4 separate regions of the Homo sapiens genome follow, and regions 1, 2 and 4 are each linked to region 3. A link is an interaction called in ENCODE POLR2A ChIA-PET data of the cell type or tissue named here. Cell type or tissue: PC-9. All regions are shown on one strand.

Region 1 (2,500 bases), 510 kb before region 3:
TTGGCATCAGTTTTGGTTACCATGCTGTTTTGGTTACTGTAGCCTTGTGGTATAGTTTGAAGTCAGGTAGCATAATGCCTCCAGCTTTGTTCTTTTTTGCTTAGGATTGTCTTGGCTATGTGGGCTCTGTTTTGGTTCCATATAAATTTTAAAGTAGTTTTTTCTAATTCTGTGAACAATATCAATGGTAGTTTGATGGGAATAGCATTGAATCTATAAATTACTTTGGCAATATGGCCATTTTCATGATATTGATTCTTCCGATCCACGAGGATGGAATATTTTACCATTTGTTAGTGTCCTCTCTTATTTCCTTGAACAGTGGTTTGTAGTTCTTCTTGAAGAGGTCCTTCATTTCCCTTGTAAGTTGTATTCCTAGGTATTTTATTCTCTTTTTAGTAATTGTGAATGAAGATTCAATCATGATTTGGCTCTCTGCTTGTCTATTATTGGTGTATAGGAATGCTTGTGATTTTTGCAATTTGATTTTGTATCCTGAGACTTTTGCTGAAGTTGCTTATCAGCTCAAGGAGATTTGGGCTGAGACAATGGTGTTTTCTAAATATAGAATCATGTCATCTGCAATCAGAGACAATATGACTTCCCCTCTTCCTATTTGAATACGCTTTATTTCTTCCTCTTGCTTGATTGCCCTGGCCAGAACTTCCAGTACTATGTTGAATAGGAGTGGCGAGAGAGAGCATCCTTGTCTTGTGCTGGTTTTCAATGGGAATGCTTCCAGCTTTGCACATTCAGTGTGATATTGGCTGTGGGTTTGTCATAAATAGCTCTTATTATTTTGAGTTATGTTCCATCAATACCTAGTTTATTGAGAGCTTGTAGCATGAAGGGATGTTGAGTTTTATTCAAGGCCTTTTCTGCATCTATTGAGGTAATCATGTGGTCTTTGTCATTGGTTCTGTTTATGTGATGGATTATGTTTATTGATTTGCATAGGTTGAACCAGCCTTGCATCCCACAGATGAAGCCAACTTGATCATGGTAGATATGCTTTTTTGACATGCTGCTGTATTTGGTTTGCCAGTATTTTATTGAGAATTTTCACATCAATATTCACCAGGGATATTGGCCTGAAGTTTTCTTTTGTTGTTGTATCTTTGCCAAGTTTTGGTATCAGGATGATGCTGGCCTCATAAAATGTATTAGGAAGGAGTCCCTCCTTTTCAATTGTTTGGAATAATTTCAGAAGGCATGGTACCAGCTCCTCTTTTTATGTCTGGTAGAATTCAGTTGTGCATCTGTCTGGTCCTGGGTGGTTTTTGGTTGACAGGCTATTAATTACTGCCTCAAGTTCAGAACTTGTTACTAGTCTATTAAGGGATTTGGTTTTTTCTTAGGTTAGTCTTTGGAGAGTTTATCTGCTCAGGAATTTATCCATTTCTTCTAGATTTTCTAGTTTTCTTGCATAGAGGTGTTTATGGTATTCTCTGATGGTAGTTTGCATTTCGCTGGGGTCGGTGGTGATATCCCCTTTATCATGTTTTATTGTGTCTATTTGATTCTTCTCTCTTTTCTTCTTTATTAGTCTAGCTGGCTGTATGTCTATATCATTAATTTTTTCAAAAAACCAGTTCCTGGATTCACTGATTTTTTTAAGGGTTTTTCATGTCTCTATCTCCTTCAGTTCCAGTCTGATCTTAGTTAATTCTTGTCTTCTGGTAGTTTTTGGATTTGTTTGTTCTTGCTTCTCTAGTTCTTTTAATTGTGAGGCTAATGTGTCAATTTGAGATCTTTCCTGCTTTCTCCTGTGGGCATTTAGTGCTATAATTTCTCTCTAACCACTGTTTTATCTGCATGCCAGAGATTCTGGTATGTTGTCTCTTTGTTCTCATTGGTTTGAAAGAACTTCTTGATTTCTGCCTTAATTTCATTGTTTACCCAGGAGTCATTCAGGAGCAGGTTGTTCAATTTCCATGTAATTGTGCAGTTTTGAGTGAGTTTCTTAATGTTGAGTTCTAATTTGATTGTACTATGGTCTAAGAGGCTGTTTGTTATTATTTCCATTCTGTTTGATTTGCTGAGAAGCATTTTACTTCCAATTATGTGGTCAATTTTAGAGTAAGTGCCATGTGGCACTGAGAAGAATGTATATTCTGTTATTTTGGGGTGAAGAGTCCTGTAGATATCTATTAGGTTAATTTGATCCAGAGCTGCATTCACATCCGGAATATCCTTGTTAAATTTTCTGTCTTGTTGAACTATCTAATATTGATAGTGGGGTGTTAAAGTCTCCCACTATTATTGTGTGGGAGTCTTTTAGTCTCTTTTTTGGGTGTCTAAGAACTTGTTTTGTGAATCTGGGTGCTCCTGTATGGGGTGCATATATATTTAGGTTATATATAGTTATATAGTTAGCTATATATAGTTAGCTCTTCTTGTTGAATTGACTGCTTTACCATTATGTAATTCCTACTTTGTCTTTTCTGATCATTGTTGGTTTAAAGGCTGTTTTGTCAGAGACTAGGATTGCAACCCTTGC
Region 2 (2,500 bases), 710 kb before region 3:
CCTCTCCCGCTCTCTGCCACCAGCCTCTGGTAACCACCATTCTACTTTGTGTTTCTATAAATTTGACTACTATAAATACCCCAAGTAAGTGGCATTACACAGTATTTGTATTTTTGTGACTGACTTATTTCACTTAGCATAATTCCCTCAAGGTACATCCATGTTGTAAATTGTGTCATTTTTATTGCTGAGTAGGATTTTATGATATGAATATACTGAAGTTTGTTTAGCCATTCACCTGTCAAAGGGCATTTTGGTTGTTTCTAGGTTTTTACTATTTACAAATAAAGCTGATACGAACATTTGTGTACAGATTTTTGTGTGGACATATGTTTTAATTTCTCTGGGATAAATGCCCAGTTGTGCAGTTGCTAGGTTAGATATTAAGTATATGTTTAGTTTTGAAGAAACTGCTAACCTATTTTTTTGAGTAGTTTATCATTTTACCTTCCCACCAGCGATGTATAAGAGTTCTAGTGTCGGCCGGGCGTGGTGGCTCACATCTGTAATCCCAGCACTTTGGGAGGCCGAGGCAGGCGGATCACCAAGTCAGGAGATCGAGACCATCCTGGCTAACACGGTGAAACCCTTTCTCTACTAAAAATATAAAAAATTAGCCAGGCGTGATGGCGGGCGCCTGTAGTCCCAGCTACTCGAGAGGCTGAGGCAGGAGAATGGCGTGAACCCGGGAGGCGGAGCTTGCAGTGAGCCGAGATTGCGCCACTGCACTCCAGCCTGGGTGACAGAGTGAGACTCCATCTCAAAAAAAAAAAAAAAAAAAAAGAGATCTAATATCTTCACATACTCGCCAAAATTTGGTATTGTCACTGTTTTTTTAAATAAATTTTAAATGTTCTAATAAATGCATAATGATAATTCATTTTGGTTTTAATTTGTATTTCCCTAATGGCTAGTGATGAATATCTTTTCATGTGCTTATTTGACATCTGTATACCTTCTTTGAAGAAATATCTCATCGTGTCTTTTGTCTATTTTAAAATTTTATTTTTTCTTAATCTTCAAGTTTTGTTAGAGTTCTTTACATGCTCTAGATATAGGTCTCGTGAGATATTTTCTCTTAGTCTTTAGTTTGTGTTTTCATACTCTTAACAGTGTCTTTCCTGAGACAAACTTTTAGCTTTGATGAAATCTAATCAACTGATTTTTTAAAAAATAAATTTTGCTATTGATAACATGTCTAAAAACTCCCTGCTAAAGGTCATACAGATTTTCTCCTACATTATATTCTAAAAGTTTGTAGTTTTATAATTTCTATTTAAATCAATAATCCATTTAGAGTTTATTTTGGTATAAGGTTGTCATTTAGGTGAAGAGTCATGTTTTTGCCAATGGATATCCAGTGTTTCTTCAAATACCTGTTAGTCACACCCTTTTTCTCCTCTACTTTTGGTACCCTTATAATACATATATTTGATATTTCTTATGGATCTATAGGTTTCTGGGTATCTGATTATTTTGTTTTTTTTAAGGTCTATTTCTCTCTGTCCTTCAGATTGAGCAATTTCTATTGTTTTACATTAAGTTCATTGAATCTTTCCTCTGTCTTCTCCATTCTGCTATTGAGCCTATCCAGTGAGATTATTATTATTTTTTAATTTGGTCATTGGTTCTTCATGTCTCCTATTTTATTTTTTTCTTGCAAAAGATATACTTTGTCATTTGTTTCAAGCATGCTTGTAAATTACTTAATACAATATTTTTATAACGGCTGCTTTAAAATCCTTGTCAGAGATTTTCAGCATCTATGTCATCTGGTGAATTATTGACTATATTTTCTTATTTAAGCTGCAATTTGTCTGGTTCTTGTTATGACATCAAAGTGATTTTTTTACCGTACCGGCGCATTTTGGGTATTTCATTATGAGACCATGGATCTTAGTTAAATCTTTTGTTTTTGTTGGCGTCCTCTAAAGGAAGGCGTTACGTCATTACTGACAAATGGTAGTAGAGTCCAGGGTCCCTCTTCAACCTCTTGTGACACCTCAGTTGGGGAGGGATTTCTCATTATTGTTAGGCAGAGTTGGAAGTTCTGGCTCTCCATTAAGTCTTCACTGATACCATGCTGGCTGGGAAGGGCAGAAGTGCTTTATTACTGCTTCTTACTAGCTTCCACTGACACTTGTGGGTTGAGGGTATGGGGAGGTTAGCTTTATCATACCTGGGAGATGGTGAAATTTCTGATTCTCTACTATGCCTCCTCTGATACCAACCCCATTGGCAGGGCACTTCATTATGGATGGGTGAGAGTGGAATTACAGAATCATCCTTTACCCTACTGTGGTCTCTACTGATGCCACAACTGGAAAAGGGCTTGTTACCAGGGGTGGAAATAAAAGTTTCTGCTCTCCCCTTGGCCACCACTCTGGTGGGGATTGAAGGGACACTTAGTTATGGTTGTGTGCAAGTAAAAGTCTAGGCTCACCAATTAGTCTGTGTTTGTGGGGATGCATTGGAATTCAGGTTTTCCTGTGGTGTTTGG
Region 3 (2,500 bases):
ATTGGAGAGCTCTACTAATGTACTAACATCTGTCCGCAGATCAGACTTGCAGCCGACCAAGAGCATTTTGGTATTTGGACAAAATTCCTGGATTTCACCTTTCCACTATGAAAGAAAAAAAAAAAAGATTAAAAATGAACAAAGTAACGGTATCCATATCATGAAAACCATTTCTCCACTGGCTGACATTAGAATGAAACTCAGAAAAGATGTTAAAAATGGAGTGTCCCTTGAGATGAAGAAGCAAACTTTGCATTTATCTCCTGAACAGATGTGAAGTTTTACTACTTTTTAAGCATTAGAGAATAATTATGTATATTATGATTGATTCTCCCTCTCTGTGACTCATCTGTTGCTACTGAAAGAGACTTGGTAGATGTTGTCCAAAGGTAGCTTCAATAATGTCTTAATTATTGGTGTGTCTCTTAAAGATAAATGTGTCTTAAGAATAATTATATATCCTAACAAGTGACCACATCCTTCGATGTGTGGATCTGATCCTCCTTCACTAGAAGGCTGGGGATAAGGCAGAGGCAACACTAGCACAAGTATGCATTCCCTGATCCCATCATGAAACACTGAAGCATGCCACCACGAGCTGAGGCTCTATTTTAAGTACCTGAGATAGTTAATAAAACAGAACATCCTGCCTTGAAGGAGTTTCTGTTCACATGGTTGCATCAACACAGACCATGACATTTGCAAAGGAACATCTCTTGGGTCATCGGGAAGGCAGCTGGTCCTGTAGCTCATATGCCTTCAAGTTAGTTTAAAACTATTTCAATCTATTCCAATTTGTCTAGTTGTTTCATGATCTAACAAGAATTATTAGAACCTTCAGCAATGCCTGGCTTGGAATTCCAACTGTCCTCTTTAAGAACAAGCAAGCAGCTTTTTGTGGCTTCATTTCCTCAAGCTTGAGCTCTGCAACAGCATGGGAGTCAAGAGTTCAGGGCGGTCACAGGAGATCTTTGGCCTTTGAGGGCAGGGCCTAGAGAGGCTGAGATGGGGAAGTGGCGCCTGACTCTTCCCACCCACATTCACAAATATGTAAGTGTTCTACTAAGTACTGTGGCAGTGACAATGATGACTAAGACATAGCTGTGTCTTCTGGAAGGAAATTCACAGAATACTGGGGGTGATGAAGTCATGTATTAAGTATAACACTAGATAAGAGGGACATCCTGCAAGAATAACTTAAAAGATCACTAGAGGAGACATCTCCAAATCTAGGGGTGTACTTTGGGTAACGAACTCTAGTGCAAACTACACCAGAGGATTCAAAGGAGTAATATACTTTCCATAAGAGCCCATTTTGTCCACTTATTCCTCCCTTCCTCCCTCCCTCCCTCCCTTCCTTCCTTCCTTCTTTCCTTCTTTCCTCCCTCCCTTCCTCTCTCCCTCTCTCCCTCACTCCTTTCAGAATTATGTAGGAACACCTACCACATGCTAGGTGGCACTGGCATTAGAAGTGGAAGGTGAACTGGAAAAAAAAAAAAAAGAAATCCTCCCTACTTCAAGTCATTCTAACCTCCTCTTTGATAGTGAAGGACTTAAAGGGTTCCATTAATCAAGACAAACCGCAGGGGTTATCATGAGCCTTAAACCTCACAGGAATGTAAAACATACTCATTAATATCTATAAGCCCAAAGTCACTATTCATTTGGTCTTAGAAGACAAAAGCAAAATAAAACAGGAGAAAGGCTTTTCATCATAAATTATGCATAGCCTGATACTACATCAAGTAAAATCTCTAGTAAATAAGCAACCCCTTTTATCTCCAGACAGAACTAGACATGTTGTTATGTTGCTCTTCAGCTGTGTAATGACTTTGGCCTCCCTCTGCATGTCTAGCAATTGTTTACAAGCATTAAAGACAGGAAAGGTGTATTCCTGCCTGGATTTGACAAGCATTAGCATTATTTGTGTTAGATATGTATTACTCAAAATTGAAAGGAGCTAAAAAGGAAAAAAGAGTCTTTGATCTATTAAGAAAGAGATCTACTAAGAGTTTTATTGAACTCTGTTTGTAATATTTAGTAGAGACAGAAGGATTATTATACTTCAAATCCTGATTTCACAATGACACACAAGCCAAGCAATCAAATATAATAGGGGAATGTAAACTAATAAAAACACACAAAATACAAATAAATTCCACTAAAAATTAAAATGAAAAAAACAAAACCAACCTAGCCACACCTGCATGTTTGTCTTTCTCAATCCATACCATACTCAGACTGGGCTGCATGGGTCACCCCTCAGTTGACACTGCCTTGCTCTCAGCCACATCCGGTGTTGAAGCCAGTGTGTGGAGGAGAGGGAGTGCTCCAACAAGGATCTGATTCTGAAACCCCACAGCACACAGGCCAGGGCTGAGAAAATAGCTAGTGGCTAATAAATGCTGATCCATGGACTAACACGGCATGTGCCTTCTACAACTACCTGGAGGCTGAGTCTCAACTGCTGAAGGTCAAGAAACGCCCCTTCCTCCCACTG
Region 4 (2,500 bases), 54 kb after region 3:
CACCACTGCACTCCAGCCTGGGCGACAGAACAAGACTCCTTTTTTAAAACAAATAAATAAATAAATAGGTTCCGTTCAGAAAGGTGGGACAACTTGAAGCTGGGTGTAAGTTGGGGGTGGAGTGGGGGTTTCCAGCTTACAGGTAGACTTAAAAATTTCCTGGTTGACAATTGGTTGAGTTCACCTAAAGACCTGGGATCAATAGAAAGGAATGTCTAGGTTAAGATAAGAGGTTGTGGAGACCAAAGTTGAATCATGCAGATACAGCCTCCAGGTAGCAGGCTTCAGAGAGGAGAGACTGTAAAATGCTTCTTATGAGACTTAAGGTCTGTGTTGATGTCAATGCTGGAGAGGTGTAATGAGACATGTCCAACTCCCATTTCCCTTCATGGCCTGAAACGGTCTCTCAGGTTAAATTTTAAAAGAGGCCCTGCCAAGGAGAAAGTCTATTCAGATGGTTGAGGGGGCCTTAGAATTTTATTTTTGGTTTACAAATCTTTTTGTTTTGTTTTGCTTGTTTGCTTTCTTATATTTCCTTGAGGAAAAAGGAGTTAGTAGGACTCATGAGCCATGTAACCTGGATGGTTTGTCCTTTTGTATCTTAATAACTCCTTTTAACTACAAAGCTTAAAATAGTCCCTTTAACTGGAGCTAATGGGAATCCTTCACATGGCTTACTGGGCCCAACAACCCAACTCAAAGAATCATTTTTTCTATCTTTCCATTTTGCTTCGTTTATAAAATTTTGCCAGATGATAGTTTTCTGGGTAATTTCCTTGCTGTCCAATCCTCTCAGATTATTTAAAGTTAAGCAGTGTAGCTGGATGCAAAACTCTAGCTTTTATTATGTGTATAGAAGATAAATGTTATTGTTGTCTGTTTGGGATACTTGTACATTGTTTTCAAAGGGACAGGTCATATCCAAATCAATTGAAAAAAATAAACTTTCTAGGAGACAGTGTTCAGATGAAGGTCACTTTATGCTTGGGATTGAACAGCAAAGCAGTTGAAATTTGAAGTATACTGTTTTTTTCTCCCCTTTTGGTAACCATGGGAATAGCAGAGTGACTTATATACAAAGCTTGTGGGAAGGAATAACCTTGGAAATTCTTCTACTGAAGAATGATTTAAACCTTCTTGTGACACATGAATCACTGGGTGGTGCTTTCTGTCAACATTCTTTGCTCTTCTGAACCAGAAAAGCCAGTATCTGCCTGGTTACTGGTGGTGCCACTGCTGCTGGGAAACAGAACTGTGACAGTGGAATTCTTCTGAAATCATTTTGAAATAAGTTGCATGCATTTAGCAAATCCTATATAATATTTTCATCACAGGTATCTTTTGGACATATTATTGATATTCTGCACTATAAAAAATGACATTTTGAACAACTTAATTTTTATTTTTAACTCAGAGAAAGGAAAAATATTTCAATAAATTATTTTAACACCAGAACAATATCTACGTATTGTATGTGATGGAATATTATATTTCTTTCAGTTAATTTTAATTCATTATCTTCAGTTTGCATCTCCTACAGAAGATATATATATATATATACTTATTTCTTTTTTTAATTCAAGTGATTTGAAGTGTTCTTCTTTTCTTTTGTGGAAACTATTGCTTTGTACTATACCTTTTCTTCAAAAACAAGATTAAATGTAAAAATATATTAAAGCTGTTCTAGAGATTATTAAATTAGGTCTCTGTAATAGTTTTTGCCTATTAAATAGGAAGATAAGGGTCTGAGAAAACTATGGCTAGATCATGCAGTCAAACTAATTTTTTAATTTTCTTATCTGAACATTTTATCAAAAATCATTTTGTATTTTGTTTGCTGGCTGTCATTCTTTGCATAAGAACTTGCACATCACTCTTCAGATTACATTTATTGACACAACTTCACTATAAATCATTCCCTGACAATTCCACAAGCACAGTGGCTCACACCTGTAATCCCAGAACTTTGGAAGGCCAAGGTGGGAGGAATACTTGAGGCCAGGAGTTCTGGACCAGTCTGGGCAACATAGCGAGATTCTGTCTCCACCAAAAACAAACAAAAAACAAAAATAACTTTAAAAATATTTTATACATTAATAGGTTATATTAGCTTTTCCTTCACTGGCTCTTCTATTTTTATCATTCCTTCACCAGCTTCTTTTTTGCTAAAATGCTAATACGTGTTCATCTAAGACAGCATGTTAAATGTCTAAACTCAGAGGGTACCTTTAACCCCACTTTCCCCATGCCCAGGGGCATAGCACATCATCACCTTGTGCTATGATAATCAGGCATAGGAAATCTCCTAATACACATACACACACACACACACACACACACACACACACGTAGAGAGAACATGAGCGTGTTGAATTAAGCAAACTAGGAGAGAGTAGTTTATATATATGTATTATATAATATTTTATATATGCGTACATATATAAATATATACATATATATCATACATACATACATTATATATACACATACATATATACCA

What was found. ChIA-PET counts read pairs that join two places held together with the same protein. Peaks named below come from ENCODE experiments on the same cell type or tissue, not always from the same donor. Only the 100,000 strongest peaks of a DNase experiment are listed, where the experiment ranks them.
Region 1: POLR2A ChIA-PET joins it to region 3 with 7 read pairs; 4 of 35 experiments call an interaction of 5 or more read pairs at or near these places.
Region 2: POLR2A ChIA-PET joins it to region 3 with 5 read pairs; 2 of 35 experiments call an interaction of 5 or more read pairs at or near these places.
Region 4: POLR2A ChIA-PET joins it to region 3 with 5 read pairs; 7 of 35 experiments call an interaction of 5 or more read pairs at or near these places.

The regions. Positions count from the first base shown.
Region 1 is chr2:149,959,763-149,962,262 of GRCh38, forward strand. No RefSeq gene overlaps it. Among named protein-coding and RNA genes, the nearest start is that of LINC01931, 100 kb to the left of the region's middle. RefSeq lists an enhancer at 2,382-2,500. In PC-9, no CTCF peak of the experiment used is centred here; no DNase peak of the experiment used is centred here.
Region 2 is chr2:149,761,620-149,764,119 of GRCh38, forward strand. The region is part of intron 2 of MMADHC-DT (MMADHC divergent transcript); the gene reads left to right. Among named protein-coding and RNA genes, the nearest start is that of LINC01931, 96 kb to the right of the region's middle. In PC-9, no CTCF peak of the experiment used is centred here; no DNase peak of the experiment used is centred here.
Region 3 is chr2:150,471,657-150,474,156 of GRCh38, forward strand. RND3 (Rho family GTPase 3) reads right to left here. Exons shown (of 6, transcript NM_005168.5): 5 at 1-105. Among named protein-coding and RNA genes, the nearest start is that of RND3, 15 kb to the right of the region's middle. In PC-9, no CTCF peak of the experiment used is centred here; a DNase peak (open chromatin) is centred at 1,005; H3K4me3 peaks cover 637 bases; H3K27ac peaks cover 2,393 bases.
Region 4 is chr2:150,525,896-150,528,395 of GRCh38, forward strand. No RefSeq gene overlaps it. Among named protein-coding and RNA genes, the nearest start is that of RND3, 39 kb to the left of the region's middle. In PC-9, no CTCF peak of the experiment used is centred here; DNase peaks (open chromatin) are centred at 206 and 1,146; H3K27ac peaks cover 2,246 bases.